Regions from separate parts of the Homo sapiens genome. Here region 1 is linked to region 2. The links are chromatin loops, found by intact Hi-C in ENCODE. Cell type or tissue: ovary. All regions are shown on one strand. Each heading gives the region's core, and the rest is flanking DNA. Links, peaks and the distances in the headings are about the cores only.

What was found. A loop is a pair of places that touch in the nucleus more often than their neighbours do. Peaks named below come from ENCODE experiments on the same cell type or tissue, not always from the same donor. Only the 100,000 strongest peaks of a DNase experiment are listed, where the experiment ranks them.
Region 1: it touches region 2 in a loop (4-fold over the local background); 107 of 110 quality-filtered maps call a loop at or near these places.

The regions. Positions count from the first base shown.
Region 1 is chr20:57,498,133-57,506,460 of GRCh38, forward strand. CTCFL (CCCTC-binding factor like) reads right to left here. Exons shown (of 11, transcript NM_001386993.1): 10 at 5,304-5,469; 11 at 1-569. The coding sequence ends at 418. Among named protein-coding and RNA genes, the nearest start is that of CTCFL, 23 kb to the right of the region's middle. RefSeq lists enhancers at 729-778, 1,227-1,786, 5,085-5,174 and a silencer at 1,768-1,968. In ovary, for the core only: no CTCF peak of the experiment used is centred there; no DNase peak of the experiment used is centred there.
Region 2 is chr20:57,370,739-57,379,053 of GRCh38, forward strand. It overlaps RAE1 (ribonucleic acid export 1), which reads left to right. Exons shown (of 12, transcript NM_003610.4): 9 at 2,737-2,843; 10 at 2,925-3,000; 11 at 3,869-4,063; 12 at 7,275-8,315. The coding sequence ends at 7,361. It overlaps LOC124904938 (a long non-coding RNA gene), which reads right to left. Exons shown (of 2, transcript XR_007067671.1): 1 at 6,814-8,315; 2 at 5,502-6,439. Among named protein-coding and RNA genes, the nearest start is that of RBM38, 16 kb to the right of the region's middle. RefSeq lists an enhancer at 3,742-4,739. In ovary, for the core only: no CTCF peak of the experiment used is centred there; a DNase peak (open chromatin) is centred at 4,231.

The DNA of each region.
Region 1 (8,328 bases), core at 196-8,195, 130 kb after region 2:
TGGAAGCACTAGCTGGTCTAGACTATTTTGAAATATCCAAAAATCACTACTCACTCATTGTGGGCCACCTTGCCAATATCAAGTGAATGAATCCATAGGTTTGAGGTGTTACCCTCTCATTCAAGGTTTAAAACTTTTATAAAATACCTGCAATGTTTCTTTGAAATATCCAGCTACAAACAGGAGAACAATTCTAGACACTACCTCAAACTTGTGTCATCCATTGTCATGAACTTAATTGTTTCAAAGAAAATGCTAAAAATTTCTAACTTGCTTTAGGAATTAGGGGCAGTGAACATGCAACCTGACTCTCTCTCACTTATCCATCGTGTTGAGGAGCATTTCACACCTTAAATGCTAAAAACTTCTAACTTGCTTTAGGAATTGGGGGCAGTGAACACGCAACCCGAATCCCTCTCACTTATCCATCGTGTTGAGGAGCATTTCACAGGTCACGCCTTCATCCACTTCCTCTTTGACTCTGGCTGTGGTTTCTCTGCAGGCGACAGGAAACATCTCTCCTGGGAACTGTTCTCCCTTCGTGGTGGAAGCCTCCTCAGCAGCAGCTTCTTGAGAAAAAGTCCAGGATGAGCAAATTTATCAGAAAGCTAAGGAATTGGAATTTATAAACTGTGCAAATATATTTTGGAAACCATCACTTAAATTTGAACACGGCAGCAAGCATGTTAGAAAACAATCTAATTGATAAGATGGTACTATTCTGATCTCAACTACTGCCTTCAGTCAGGGCTTCTTAGCCTCAGCGCTACAGACGTTTGGGGCCAGAGAGCTGTCTGCTGGGGGCAGGGCGCTGTTCTGGGCACTGTAGGATGTTAGCAGCGACCCTGGCCTCTACCACTAGATGCCAGTAGCACCCTCCTCTCCAGCTGCAAAAACCATAAAAATGTCTCCAGACATTGCCAGTGTCCCCTGAAGGTGACGGGGGGGGGGTGGGGGGGGGACACAGTCATTCCCAGCTGGCATCAGCTGCTATAGGTGAATGTGGATCTTACAGATTTATATCGAGGCGGATCTCAGAGATTTATATTGTGGCTGAGCTGCTCACCTAAGTCTTGTCCCAGTACCCATGTAATGATGCTGCCTACATGAAGAAAGCCAGTTGCCTGCAGGACATTTGTCCCTTTGGCCAATCGACATATACTGAGTACTGATTCTGTGGGTTGCGCGTTCTGCTAGGGATGCTGGGGCCAGCGCCAGGCGTGTATCCATAACCTGCTCCCCCTCCAGCAGCTCAGGAGCCAGTCTGCACAACTTAGTGGGTTTAAAACAGACCACTGTGAGCCGACCCATATTCAACCCTCTACTGTCCCCAACCTTTTCAGTACCAGGGAACACTCTTGTGGAAGACAATTTTTCCATGGACTGGTTGGGGTGCGGGGGTTGGTTGTGGGATGGTTCAAGCACATTACATTTCTTATGTACTTTATTTTTATTATTACATTGTGATATATAATGAAATAATTATACAGCTCACCATAATGTAGAATCAGTGGGAGCCCTGGGCTTGTTTTCCTGCATCTAGACAGTCCCATCTGGGGGTGATGGGAGACAGTGACAGATCGTCGGGCATTAGATTCTCGTAAGGAGTGTGCAGCCTAGATCCCTTGCACGTGCAGAGTTCACAACAGGGTTCACACTCATGAGAATCTAACGCTGCCGCTGATCTGACAGGAGGCGGAGCTCAGGCGGTGATGCGCCCGATGGGGAGCGGCTGTCAATACAAAGCTTCACTCCCTCACCCACTGCTCACCTCCTGCTGGGAGGCCCAGTTCCTAACAGCCCACAGGTCCACGGCTGGGGGGTTGGGGAGCCCTGCTCTACTCATTTTCCAAATTACTTTCCCAAACATCCACAGAGCGCCACACTGAAGAACGTGACTGTCTCATGTTCTAACTTGTCTGAGGATATTTTTGTCCATGCTTCCTTGAAGTATTTTTTTTTTTTTTTTTTTGGTGGATGGAGGGAGACAAGAAGACCCAGTTCTTGGATATGAAAAGAAACACTGAGATCCACAAAACTGGTGCCATCAGGCCAGGCACAGGGGCTCATGCCTGTAATCCCACCACTTTGGGAGGCCGAGGCGGGCAGATCACTTGAGGTCAGGAGTGAGAGACATGGTAAAACCCCATCTCTACTAAAAATAATAGAACAATTAGCCAGGCGTGGTGGCGGGCATCTGTAATCCCAGCTCCGGAGACTGAGGCATGAGAATCACTTGAACCCAGGAGGCAGAGGTTGCGGTGAGCTGAGATCACACCTGGAGTATAAAGTGAAACTCTGTCTTAAAAAAACAAAAACAAAAACTGGTGCTATCAGATAGTCACCCATCGAGATCTGTCAATGAACTGGAGGTGCTGTGTGCTGGTGTACCGGCAGAGCAGACACAGAAGTGAGACAATTGTCTGGATAACACAGGCTACAAAGATCCTGAAATGCAGATTAAGTCATATTTTTTGCCAGGTTATTTGCCTTAATTCACACTTGCTTTGGATATGACCGCTGACCATCAAAAATATGAAAAAAGTTTGTATATGTACAATTCCTATCATCAGTTTTTAAGCCTATAAGAACCTTCTCAACTCTTCTCCATAGCAAAAATGTCACCGACTGAGGGTGACATGTTCAAAATTCACCCCAAATCATTTGGTCTTCTGGAGGTTTAAGAGATAATTAACAACAACAAAAAACCAAAAACCAAACCAAAACCAAACAAAAACAAAACAAAACCACTACATTTAGGTGTCAAGGTGTGGAGAACTGCACAAGTGTCCTTTAGGTGCGGAATCAGCGGGGAAGTCACGTTTCTCCAGGGACCCTTTAGGATCTGACTTAAACTCAGAGCCGAGGTGGCCAGTAGCCCGGCCTTGGGTTTCTACAATGTGCGCTGATGAACTGTGGGTCAAATTTCACCGGTCTGTCTTCTCCAGTAAAGGACTGTGCTTACTATTCACTCGTTTATTCAACAAGTGGTGACTTAACGAGCAATGCTGAGGCCAGGCCTAGTGCCAGGAGCTGGGGACGGACCCGATGGGCCAGGCCCGCCTTGGAGGAGCCTGCGGTGCCCTGCATGTGGGAATCCGGCACTTATTAAAGAACCAAATAAGCGTGAAGTGTGCAGGAGGGGCAGCGCAGGACCAGGTGGGTGGTCGCGCGAAGTGCTTTTATTTTTCTGAAGATACGGAGCATGTTTAAGGCTGATAGGAAAGAGCAGGCCTGCAGGGGTGAGTTGGCTGAGGAGGGTGGGTGGGGGACATAAAGCTGCTCATCTGGGGGGTGGGTTCCAGACTCAGAGTCAGAAGGGGCCTTAGATGGGAGGGGTGGCTCCTCCAGCCCCTTCCTCCATTAAAAAATGTGAAAAATGATATTTTACAACATCATTGGTATAAAGGAATCCAAATGGAATGCAGGCTGCATTCATTGCTTGATACCCATCAGTGAGACACTGGTTTTTCTTCTGATCTGCCCCTATGAGCACTGTGGACAGCCCTGTGCCCTGCGGGGCCGGATGGAGAAGCCCCAGGAGCTGGCGGAGGATGGCGGGAACTCCAGCTGGGAGTGGGATGACACAGGAATGCCGGGGCAGCGGGCAGCAGAGCCCATCTGCTGGTGCAGAGTCAGTGAGGCCTCCACCCAGAGGGAGGGAGGCAGGGGCTGGGAGTTTGGGATGAAGGTGCTCACTGGAAATCAGTGGAAAAGTTATTGGTGCTGAGGTTCAGAATGAGGGCTCTGGGCACCTGGGCAGGCTCGTCCCCACCCTGTGATGGAGCTCTCTCCCTGTCAGATGGATGACAGTGCCCCCTGCAGAGGCCTGTGGTCATGATAAGAAGGGACTTGCATGAGCTCAGTGGTAATTGCCGATGCCTGGAGGAGAAAGGAGGGTGCTCCGCGCATGGGCAGTGTGCACAATTCTGGAGAGTTCCAACTGAGCTGAGTGATGGGGCACTGCCTGGGACCCCTCAGTCTCACCAGTTCCCTGCCAGGCAGGGCCTGGCTGTGTGACGCAGGCATGGGAAAGGCAGGCCGGGGGCACACCCAGGCTTAGGGCTTTGCCAGATGGTGAGACGCAGAGAAAGAGTGGGGGAGTGCTGCCTGTGGACAGAGCGACTGGAACCAGGGACCCAGAACCGACTCCACACAGAGGGAGTGGGAAGGACTGCAGGATGCCCGCTTCTACCCGAGTTTCAGATACATGATGAACATTTTTTTTAGTATAAGTATATCCCAAATAGTGCATGGGACACATTTAAACAATGATTCACTGTGTATCTGAAATTCAGATTGAGCTGGGCATCCTCTATCTGATCTGGTAACTCTTGAGGAAAGGCAGGTGGAGGGCGACCGTCATCTGTGGGAACATTCGCAATGCAGGGACTGAGTCTGGAATGAGAACGTGGGGTATTTGCTTGTGCCGTAAAAGTCTGGACAGTTTCCAGTCATCTACGGTTCTAAGGTTCTCAGAGGAAAGGAATGGAGAAGGTGAACAGTGCAGGTGTTCACCTGTGCAGGTGTCAGGTTGGCCCCTCTTACAGCAGAGCCATTCACAGGACACACAGGACAGGGCCCAGCTTCAGCCAACCTGGGAACTCACTTCAGCTCCCAGAGGCCAGAGGACGAAGACTGTGATGGCTGTGGGGGCTGAATGGTGACCCCTAAAGGGATATGTCCATATCCTAAGCCCCATAGCTGACCTCCTTTTTTCAAAAGAAGTTCTAAATCCTAAATGATAAATGTCTTTGTAAGAGGCAGAAGAGAAGGCCCACACACAGAAGAGAGGAGAGAGCTAGGAAAAGACAGAGGCAGAGACTGGAGGATGTGGCCACAAACTGAGGAATGGTGGAGCCACCAGAGTTGCAAGAGGCTAGGAGGGACCCTCCCCTAGGTCCCCCGAGGGAGGGCGGCCCTGCCCACACCTGGATTGAGGATTTCTGGCCTCTAGAGCTATTTGAAAATCAATTTCTGTTGTCCCAAGCCACTCAGCTTGTGGTCATCTATTGCAACAGCCCAGGACAGTCCCTGTAGCTGCAGGCGACAGTCCAATGCGATGGAAGAGGGCTCCTCGGGGTGGGGGCCACACATGGACCTGCGTGGGGCTCTCACACTGACTTTCTCACGCTATGCTCACTGCCATTCTGAGAGATCTGGCACAAGCCACCTTGCAGGACCGACTGGTGGACAAATAGGGGCTCTGGACACATCCCCTGGACAGTAACACTCGGCACCCAGGATAGTCACAACCAGAAAATCACTGAGGCGGTAAAAACAAATCTGCGTAAAATCAGTACCGTCTCCGTTCGCGGCTTCCTTCCATCCCTTCGCAGCTTCCTTCTGACCCTTTGTGGCTTCCTTCAGGATGGTCTGCTTCCTCTTTCTTGTTCTTCTTCCCTTTCCTGAAGCAGCCGACTTTGCTTCCCCTGATCCACACTTCTCCGAATGTCTGTGCAGGTTAATCTGTCGGAGAATTGACACAGAACACACAAGGCGAGTGAGATGGGGCAGGGACCCCTCTCAGGGGCCTGTGGGGACCCCACGCATGGAAAGAAAGAAAAATCCTGAGTTCTTTCGAGGGCAATTCCACACACCTCGCTAGCCCTAAGAAGTAAATAAGCAACTTGATAAGCAAGAAGGTAATAGGAGGCCAGGCACTGTGACTCACGTATGTAATCCCAGTACTTTAGGAGGCCCAGGAGGGAGGCTGAGGTGGGAGGATCGCTTTAGCCCCGGAGGTCGAGGCTGCAGTGAGCTGACTGTACCACTGCACTCCAGCCTGAGTGACAGAAAAAAAAAAAAAAGAAAGAAAAGAAAAGGTGATAGAAACCTAAAACAATAGCCAAGGAAGCTACACTCAGGATGTTTGGGGCACTCGCCCAGGCTGGAGTGCAGTGGCGCCATCTCGGCTCACTGCAAGCTCCGCCTCCTGGGTTCACGTCATTCTCCTGCCTCAGCCTCCCAAGTAGCTGGGACTACAGGCACCCGTCACCACGCCCGGCTGATTTTTTATATTTTTAGTAGAGACGGGGTTTCACCGTGTTAGCCAGGATGGTCTCGATCTCCTGATATTGTGATCTGCCCACCTTGGCCTCCCAGAGTGCTGGGATTACAGGCATGAGCCACTGCACCCGCCCCCCGTCTCCTTTTTTTTTTTTGAGATGGGAGTCTCGCTCTGTCACCCAGGCTGGAGTGCAGTGGCATGGTGTCAGCTCACTGCAACCTCTACTTCCCAGGTTCAAGCGATTCTCCTGCCTTAGCCTCCCAAGTAGGTGGGACTACAGGCGAGTGCCACCACACCCAGCTAATTTTTGTTATTTTTAGTAGAGACAGTGTTCCACCATGCTGGCCAGGCTGGACTCAAAACTCCTGACCTCAAGTGATCCACCTGCCTTGGCCTCCCAAAGTGCTGAGATTACAGGCGTGAGCCACCGCACTGGCCAAGATAACATCCTAACATCCGTCCCTGAGTTGTTTTTTAGAAACCTGGCTCTTTACCAAACAGGTCCACCGGCAGGGAGACCTAAGATAAGGAGGACCTGGGGGCTGAAATCTGACCACTGCTAAATTTGTTCTAATTTTGTTCTTAATTTCCTCCTGAGAGGCCTAGAGGAGGTCATGCCTCGTGAACCAGAGCTAATACTCTTTTCTCAAAATTTTAAACAAAACTTCTCTTCCTTAACCAATTGCAAACCAGTCTCTGAATCTACCTACAACCTGTAAGCCCTTGCTGCAAGATATCCTGCCCTTTTAGGGCAAGGTATCCTCCATGCGCTGATTTATAATTTTGTCTGTAGCTTCTGCTTCCTTGGCACCCTGCAAATAAACTCCTGCTGCAAACTGTGGTGTGGATATCTGGTCTTACTGCACCAGGCAAGCAGACCCCAGTTTGGTTCTATAACAAGAGTCGGCTTCCCCAAAGGCACTGAAAAATGCACAGTTAAAGAGATGGCCTTTGGGAAAACTGTGGGTAGCATGCACCTTTGATAATCTTGTGCAAAAATGATGACTTTTTAAAGGTGACCCTTTCTGTTGTGCTTAGCTCTAGCCAAAAGCTAGCTTGCTTTAAGTATTTTTTTTTAATAATAGAAATCAATGAGAAGACAAAATTTATTTATTTATTTATTTATTTTTTGAGACGGAGTCTTGCTCTTTCGTCTAGGCTGGAGTGCAGTGGCACGATCTCTGCTCACTGCAAGCTCCGCCTCCCGGGTTCATGCCATTCTCCTGCCTCAGCCTCCCGAGTAGCTGGGACTACAGGCATGTGCCACCACGCCCGGCTAATTTTTTGTATTTTTCAGTAGAGATGGGGTTTCACCATGTTAGCCAGGATGGTCTCGATCTCCTGACCTCGTGATCCGCCCGCCTCGGCCTCCCAAAATGCTGGGATTACAGGCGTGAGCCACCGCGCCCGGCCTTAAAATTTATTTTTCTAGAATGTTTCTACTCTCTAAAGTGAAGACTGATGTTGAACCAAAAATTCAATACATCAGTCAATTTCATAACCATCAACTACATACCATAAAGATTTTACTTTTCTGTTAGCTACTCTCTTGAAGCTACTGAGCAGAGGTCATGGGTGGCAGTTATGAAACTGTATACAACATTCAGGAATAAAAGCCAAAGACTTCCCCTAGTCAAGCCTACTCGTGACATAGTCTCATCTAACAAACACTCAGGATAATCTTAAGTCAGAAAATTTTCACTTTTTGAAAAGGTCCTAGGCAAAAGTAAAAAAACTGGCAACAGGTGTTGAAATTTGCAAATTATGCGAAACATCCCGCCTGATTCCCATTTTGACTTTCCCACTGTGCTTAACAGGACTGTCTGCGTTTATGATGGAAGAAGGAAGAATTTACACATAATGGGGGTGATGGAACAGGTTGTTTAAACTTCTTCCATTTTATGCTTAGACACTGGGGTTGGCAAACGACAACCAGTGGGTCAAATCTGGCTGCCAACTGTTTGTGAAAGCAAGTTTTACTGGAACACAGCCATGTCTATTCATTTACACACTGCATCCACAGCTGCTTCCATGACACAAGGGCAGACTCAAGAAGTCGTGGCAGAAACTGATTTGCGTTGCCCTGGTGATTAATGACGCTACGCTTACTGGCCACCTGTATGTCTTCTTTGGAGAAAGGTCTATTTAGATACTTTAACTGTTTTGTTTTGTTTTTTTCCTGAGACAGTCTCGCTCTGTTGCCCAGGCTGGACTGTAGTGGCACAGTCTCAGCTCACTGCAACCTCCACCTCCTGGGTTCAAGCAATTCTCCTGCCTCAGCCTCCTGAGCAGCTAGGATTACAGGCATGTGCCACCAT
Region 2 (8,315 bases), core at 1-8,000:
TATTTCCCTTCTTTTGCCTACTAGAATGTAAACTCCATGAGAGCAGAGATTTTTGTTTGTATTTGTTGCTGCCTCCCAGCACTTGGAGGAGGGCCTTAAGTGTAAAAGGTGCTCTGTGAATATTTGCAGAGTGAACATTTGATCTGAACCTGCCCCTCTCGGCCACCACCAGCCTGTTGCTCCTGATGTGCTTCACAGCCCATTCAATGGGACCTCCATCTCCTTTGTTATAGCCAGAAATCTTGAGGTCACCCCTGATTGGAACTTTCCCTCTCCTGTCTCACTAATCCTCAGTCTCCTCCCCTCTACCCTGAAATTATTTGGGAATCTGTTCATTTTTCTCCCTCCCTCCTGCCACCACATCTAATTCAAATCTTGGAAAGCACTTAGATCAGAACTCTATGACATTGGTCTTGGCAGTAATTTCTTGGATATGACACCAAAAAGCACAGGCAACAAAAGCAAAAATGGCCAAGTGGAACTGTGTTAAACTAACAGCTCTTGCACAGCAGAGGGAACCATGGAAAAGAGTGAAAAGGCAGCCTGTGGAATGGGAGAAAACATCTGGAGGCTATTTCTGACAAGGGATTGATTTCCAAAATACGTAAGGAACCCCTGCAACTCAATAGTGAGAAAACTGGTGACGTGAAAAATGGACCAAAGACTTGAATAGACATGTCTCCAAAGAAGACATACAAATACCCAGCAGGTGTATGGAAATGTGCTTAACATCCTAACTATCAAGGAAAGGCAAACAAAAACCACAGTGAGATACCATCTCCTAGCTGATGGGACCACTGTTACCAGAAAGCCCAAAGATAACAAGCGCTGGGGAGGGTGTGGGGAACATGGAACCCTTGTGCACTGTTGGGGGGATGCAAAATGCCACAACCGTTACAGAAAACTGGAGGCCTCAAAACATGAAAAACAGAATCACCATACGATCTAGCAGTTCCACTTACAGGTCTTGATTCAAAAGAATCAAAATGGGTATTTTGAAGAGAGACCTGTACTGCTAGTGTTCCTTGCAGCACTGTTCACAATAGCCAAGTGAACAGATAAAGAAAATGAAGTGTATACCTGCAGTAGGATGCTGTGCGTGCAGCCTGAAAGAAGGAAATCCTGCCATTCGTGACAACGTGGGTGACCATGAAGGAGATTATGCAAAATGAAATAAGCCAGACACAGAAAGAAACTGCATGGTTCCACTTAAATGTGATATCCAGCATAGACTCACAGAAGTAAAGGGTGGAATGGCGGTCATCAGGGGATTGGGGGAGAGGGAAATGGGGAGCTACTTAATCAATGGGATGAAATTTCATTAAACAAGATGAGAATGTTCTAGAGATATGCCGTACTACATGGTACCTGTAGTCAACAATAATGTAGACTTAGAAATGTGTTAAGCGGTGGCTCTCATGTTCACTCTTCTTACCACAGTAAAATCAGCACTTAGACCTTGGCCCTGGTTCAAGGCGTCCTCCGGAGCTGAGGCAGGGGCTCTTGTAAGCGGCACCACTGGCCTTGCCGGACCCCAGCCTAAGCCCTTCCCTGCCTCCCCATTTCCTTTTGGTTGAATCCAAAAAAAACCTGGTCCCATCTGGCTTCACTTCCTGCCACCCGGTGCTAGCGCCCTGGCCTCTCCGTTGTTGAGAACTGATTGCCATCGGCCTTTGCACAGGGCCAGTGCATGTGGCTCTTGGTGCAAGTGACACCCCTGGCATTGTGCAGTTCCTGGTGTGCCGCACAGTAGACCCTGTGCTGATGACCAGCCATGGCCTTTTCTGTCATCTAAGAACTTACAGATGTTTGTCAGTTTGCTTTACTTTTTTTCTTCGTACTCACAAAAGTAATGGTCTGGCAGTTTTTAAAAAGGCAGGGGAGCAAACAGTACAGGAATGAAAGAGGAGGCCGTTTTCCTTCGTACTTAGGAAACGTGCATCACCAGCAGCTGTCACGATGCCAGAGGCTGCTTCTCCCTTCGTCTTGCCTGGCCCCTGCCTGGGTCCTGCCAGGCTTCCCCTGAACTCACACGGAAGCTCAGATGACCAGCTTAGGCAGGGTGGATGGCCCTCCAAGCTTTGGCCAGGTTGCCACGACTGGAAGGAGGAAGTGGTAACTCCAAAGTTGGCTTCTCCTCGGGGTGGTCGGCTTTTCTGCCCAGGAGGCTGGGTAGTGGAATTTCTGGGTTCTTCTGTAGAATAGAGACCTGCCCTTGGGCCCTCACACTCAACACTGGGCGAAGTGCAGCGTGTTGCTTGTCTGTAGCATGGCCACTGCACCCACCGTCCCCTTCACCCTGTTACCCTGTGAGACGGGTGCGGCAGAGCCTGCATCCCTCCTCCAGCTGGGGAGGCAGAAGCGCAGAAGCTTCGGGTGACCTCCTGAGGGGTGTCTGCCTAGCCAGGGACGTCTCCATTCCCCACAGGCAGGGCCGCTGTCTGCCTCGCAGCCCATGGGGCTCTGCTGGCGTGAACGCGGCCTTGCAGGGTGGCAGAGGGAGAGCGAGCAGCGGGGGCGGGGGAGGAGCACAGGGTGTGCAGTTGGGTCATAAACTCACTGCTTAGATGGAGTTACTAAGGAGTTAGAAAGCAATGCTTACTGCTGTATCATATTTGAGTGATTTTTTCTGGTTCTTCTAAAACCTAAACATGGGGTAAAAATGACTTACCTTCACGTTAGTCATGAAATCTTATATTATGCTGTGATTATGTCTCTTTTTTATTTTAACTGTAGCATCGGTGTGTGGCTATTTTTAAAGACAAACAGAACAAGCCTACTGGTTTTGCCCTGGGAAGTATCGAGGGGAGAGTTGCTATTCACTATATCAACCCCCCGAACCCGTAAGTGTGACTCTGTCAGCTTGCAGATTTCACTGGACTTTTTTTAACAAAGGAAGACTTACATGAACCTTTGTCTTTCAGCGCCAAAGATAACTTCACCTTTAAATGTCATCGATCTAATGGAACCAACACTTCAGCTCCTCAGGACATTTATGCGGTACGTTTTTAGACACTTTAACCGTGGTAATACATCTGGAAACCAGACTTGGAGGTGGCTGAGGAATTGTGGGATCAGAAAAGACTCATCACTGAAGAGCTTGTGTGTTCATGTCCGGAGATAAGTGGCTTATGCTGTAGGCTTCAGGTTTCTGTGGATTTTTGTTGTTGTTTTTGAGACGGAGTCGCTCTGTCGCCCAGGCTGGAGTGCAGTGGCGTGATATCACCTCACTGCAACCTCCGCCTCCTGGGTTCAAGCGATTCTCCTGCCTCAGCCTCCCAAGTAGTTGGGACTACAGGCGCCCAGCTAATTTTTGTATTTTTAGTAGAGACGGCGTTTCACCATATTGGCCAGGCTGGTCTCGAACTCCTGACCTTGTGATTTGCCCGCCTCGGCCTCCCAAAGTGCTGGGATTACAGGCGTGAGCCACCGCACTTGGCCTTGTTTTCTGTGTTAACGTGCCGCCTAACTAGCAGTGTTGTGTATTTGTTTCTGAACATAAGCTTAGGATGTTTTGCCGAGAGTCTTCTCCCTCCCTCAGGAGCGCTGGTAGACAGTTCACACCCACAGCTCAGACTGAGAAATCTGTTTGCTCAAAAGAAACATTTTCCTGAGGTCTGCTCCTTGTTTCTTGCTGTCCACATGCTCACTTTCTCTGGTGTGCAGCCCTCACAGGAGGCAAGATTGGGTTCTGGGCTGGCATTTGATGGAGGAAGCCTGGATAGTTTCTCTTGCTATCAGCGGGCAGCAGCTGGAAGGAAATGTACCTGTGCGCTTTGTTTCCTAACTCAAGCAGGAAGTGTGCGTGGGTGGAACCTTCTCTGCGCCCCTCTGCCTGGCTTCTCATTGTGCATGTCAATCCTTGCAGGTAAATGGAATCGCGTTCCATCCTGTTCATGGCACCCTTGCAACTGTGGGATCTGATGGTAGATTCAGCTTCTGGGACAAAGATGCCAGAACAAAACTAAAAACTTCGGAACAGTTAGATCAGCCCATCTCAGCTTGCTGTTTCAATCACAATGGAAACATATTTGCATACGCTTCCAGCTACGACTGGTCAAAGGTGAGAACTCCCGGGCCTGCTCTGGGTGCTCCAAGGCAGCAGAGCCAGGCTCTGGGTTCAGAAGGCCTAGGCCTGAGTTGTGACTCTTCTCAGGACTCACGTGTGTCCTTGGGCAGGTCACCGTCCCCTCCCTGTAAGGGGAAATTGCAGGACTTCCTCAAATGGTTGTGGGGATTCAGTACAGCCTTTGGCCAGAACCCAGCACACAGGAAGTGCTCGGCCAGTGTGAGCCATTACGGGCTGCTCTGTTCCTGGGCACAGAAGCACAGGCAAGCCGGGGGCTGCACTTTATGAAGGGGGTGGCAGGGCGGGTCATGGAGCTTTCGCCTGGGTGCTGTTGGTTGCTTGGTTGGCTGGTGGTTTGGGCAGGGGGAGTTAGGAGCTGGCAGGAGTGGGGCTGCATTTTTGAGGCCTTTGGGCATGATGGTGAAATGTGTAGACTCGGGTACTCTGCCCAACCCCATGGGAAGTGTGTTGGCTTTCAACCAGCCTGCGTGTTTCTCCACTGCTCAGCTCTTCTGGAGAGGTTGTCATCATTGTATTTGTGGTTTTCATCATTCTCCTCCCACCCCACTCTGCCCTTTGCCCACAACAGCCTTCTAGACTTTTCCCTACCCTGCCCTGGCTTCCGATGGGGAGGTCACCTGCTTCACATAGGAGGGGCTTCCAGTGGCCTGCAGTGTCTTTCCCGCTCACCTCATGTCTGCCTGCGCTGACCCCGTCTCCTTCCACCCTCATGGCTCTTTTCTGGGCCTTCTCCCACTGTCTTCTGTCCCCGTCCACCAGCTCCTCCCCTCTGTCTAAGCATGGAAGGCTCGAGGAACCATTTCCATGTATATTAAGGCTATCGAGAGAGTGGTGTCAGCACCTACCCTCTTGGTTCCCTGTGCTCTGGCCCCTCCTCAGTCCACTGCCAGGTACTTTCTGGCCTCTTGCAGCTGTACTCAGAGTCCCTGTGGCCACGTCCTCCTCATCCAGTCCAGAAGCTTCCTTTCTGTCTGTGCCGGTCACTCACCCGTCCCTTCCTGTTCCATACAGCTCTCCTCCCTGCTTCTTGGCCATGTCCTGGTTTATTCTGCTTTGGGCTGTGGTTCCTGTCCTCCTGCCAGCTCCTGTCTCCTGCCCCTCTTGCCTTGCTGGCCCCCCGCTATCTCAGCCTGGGGGGCCACCACAGGGCTCTAAACAGCGCTTTGCATTCCCAAGACACCTGCTGCCACACAAGCCAGTGACTGGAGACGTCCCTTGGTTCGGGCCCTGCCCGCTCCACCTTTAGTATTTCCCAGTCTCAGGAGCGTGGCTGCACCTGAGTCTCCCTGAGGCCCCGAACTTAGACACAGAAGTCCAGCTGATTGCCTTCCATCCCTCTGACCCCTCCAGGCCTGCTGCTGCTTCTGTGTTTCCCTGTTTGAGGGTTTGCTGTGTGAGCCATGAAGCTGTGTTCTTTTTTTAAAGCAACTTTATTGAGGTACAATTGAAATACAGTCATTGTTTAAAGTGTACAATTTGATCAGTTTCAACATCTGTAAATACCCATGAAACTATCACCATAGTCATCTCCCCGAAAGGTTTTTGTGTATATTACTGTAATCTTCCCTTACGCACACACAAAACCATGGATCTGTTTTCTGGCATTATGGACTAGTCTGAATTTTCTAGAATTTTATATAAGTGGAGCCCTACGCTACATTTTCCCCTCGCCCCAGCTTCTTTCCCTCAGCATAAGGATTTTGAAATTCACCCATGCTGTTGAGTGAATCACTTGTCCGTTACTTTTCAGTGCTGGGTAGTATTCCCGGGTGGGGTGTGCCATTTGTTTATCCATTCACCTGTGTAAGCCATGCACTCAGTTTTGTGACAAGAGTGTACTTTTTTGGTTCTGCCTGGCTGGGGGTGGACAGGCTGTGGCGTGCGTGGAGCCCGAGGCCTCAGCTCCCACATCGGGCTCTTCATTGAATCTCCTCTTTGCATACTCATCCCAGCAGCTGCATCAAAATTCTGCATTTTAACTTAAATGACGCGGGACTCTATACGTTATACGCGTTAAAAAATGTAGTAAATTGAAAGCAGTGAGAAAGGTAATTGCTTTGAGTGCTGTTTAAAAATTGAAGTAAAATCTCATTCATTTAAGCAGTTAATGTCAGCTTATTGTGGGGGTTACATAAATTAGCATCTTTTTAGTTTAAAAGAGAAATTTGCTTCAGGGGTTTTTCATTGTTCTTAGTTCAAGGACAGTTATCTCCAGTGCAAAGTCATGATCACATATGATTGATGTTATTAGCTTGCTGCTTGAGTTACTGTTCAGAAAAACTACACTTTGTATATTATGAGAATTAGTGGTCACTGTTGAGCAAAACTTCTAGAGCTTTCTTGGCATGCCTGTTGGGAAGAGAATAAAAATGTGTCATCAGAGTACAGGTGACAGAGTGCACCCAGCGCCATGCCCCACCTCCCTCTTCCAGTCCTTTGGCCCACCTGCGGCTCCTGCCTGCTGTCTTTCTTCCGGATCATCTGCCTGGCCCACCCCACTCACCTCTCTTCTTAAAACTTAAATGTGATCACATCACTGACCTGCCTACAGCCTCCTTTTCCCTGGGGAATAACGTTCAAAGGCCTCCCTCTGCCATTCACAGCCCTGTAGTCTGGCCTCATCCTGATTTCGGGGGTCTTTCGATGCTGTATAGCCCTGCATCCCCTCCGGTGTGGGCCCGGGCAGACGTGCACACCTCCGCACACGCCTCTGGCTCACTCACCACCGTTCATGCCTCTGCTGTGCTCCGTGTCTGTTGCTCCTTCCATGTGGGGCGGGGTGTCCTCCTTCATCCCCATGATACCCCGCAGGTCAGATGTCCTCCTTTCTGTGAAGCATTCTCAGGTCAGAACTAATTCTGACCAAGGGACCCAAGGCAGTTATCCTGGCGTTAAAGTCCTGGGGTGTTAAAAGGGGGCTCAGTGTTGAAAAGGAACTCACAGGTTCCTACTCACAGACTCTCTCAGTAGGACATTGATGACACACTGGTACCAACCACATCCTTAGGCCTTTCTCTGAGGACTGAAGTTCTGCTTCGCATTTGACTTTATCTTTGTTGTTTTATTTCTCTGAGAGATTATATGTTTCCAGTATTGTAGCACAGGACTTCACCTAGAAAAAGCACCTACAAATGCTAACTTTCTTTTGAATAATAAGATCATTGGTGTTTTTTGCTCTCTTTAGGGACATGAATTTTATAATCCCCAGAAAAAAAATTACATTTTCCTGCGTAATGCAGCCGAAGAGCTAAAGCCCAGGAATAAGAAGTAGTGGCTGGAGACTCTGGCTCAGCCAGAGTTGTTTCTCTCCACTCTGCCTCATCTCTGTACGAATTTGGGTCCCAGCCTTGTTGGGTTGTCAGCCATGGACATGGATTTCAACCCCTGGAGAAAACGATGTCATTGTTCAGCAGCTGAGAGCCCAGGCGTCCGCGGCGACTTGCCGTCTCTCCATTCCACTGCCTGTTGCAGAGTTTTTCTGTAACTAAGGGGGTTGAGGTTATTGTAGACGTTAGATTGCGGGCACCGCCAGGGATTTTGCAGCGCTTCAGTGTACGTGTTAGAGAATATTGGAAAAGCGTCTGTGAGCCCCGTGCTGTATTTTGTAATAAAGTCTTTTGCAGATTGCTTCCCGAGCTTCCTTTGTCCTTTTCTCCCCTTGCCCACCCCGTAACCTCAGGAACATGCGTCCTGCCCAGCATCAGCGTGGGGTTTTGAGTTGAGATTTCAGACACCCTCTGGGAAATGCGGCAACCTTAGGGGAAAGGGAGTCCCCAGCTGCGCTCACTTCTGCTGCGCGGAACGGCAGCCTCTGTGAGCCCTGGTGGGCAGAGTTTGAATGTGTTTTTCCTTGCTTCCCTCATTCCCATCTTCAAAATCCCCAGTGCTTTCTGGCCTTGCTGCTCAGATTTCCGAGTGACTCAAATGGGGACTGTTACTTGTGCTGGGTGACAGGCCATTTGTGGGTAACCTCCTAAGGCCCAAGTGGGTGACACTTGCGTGACTTTCAAGTTAGAACCCAAGCCCCCTGCATGGGAATTGCCCTGAACTCTTACCCACCCCGGTCCCCTGCATGGGAATTGCCCTGAACCCTCAGTAGTGGTTGTTTGGCTGTTCTTTTGTATTTTGTGTAATTTAAAATTCCTGGTTGGTAAGTATTCAAAATGAAATTCAGCTGGGCTGAGAAAAAGTGTGACTTTTGGGTCTGTCACTGTATTTCTCACCT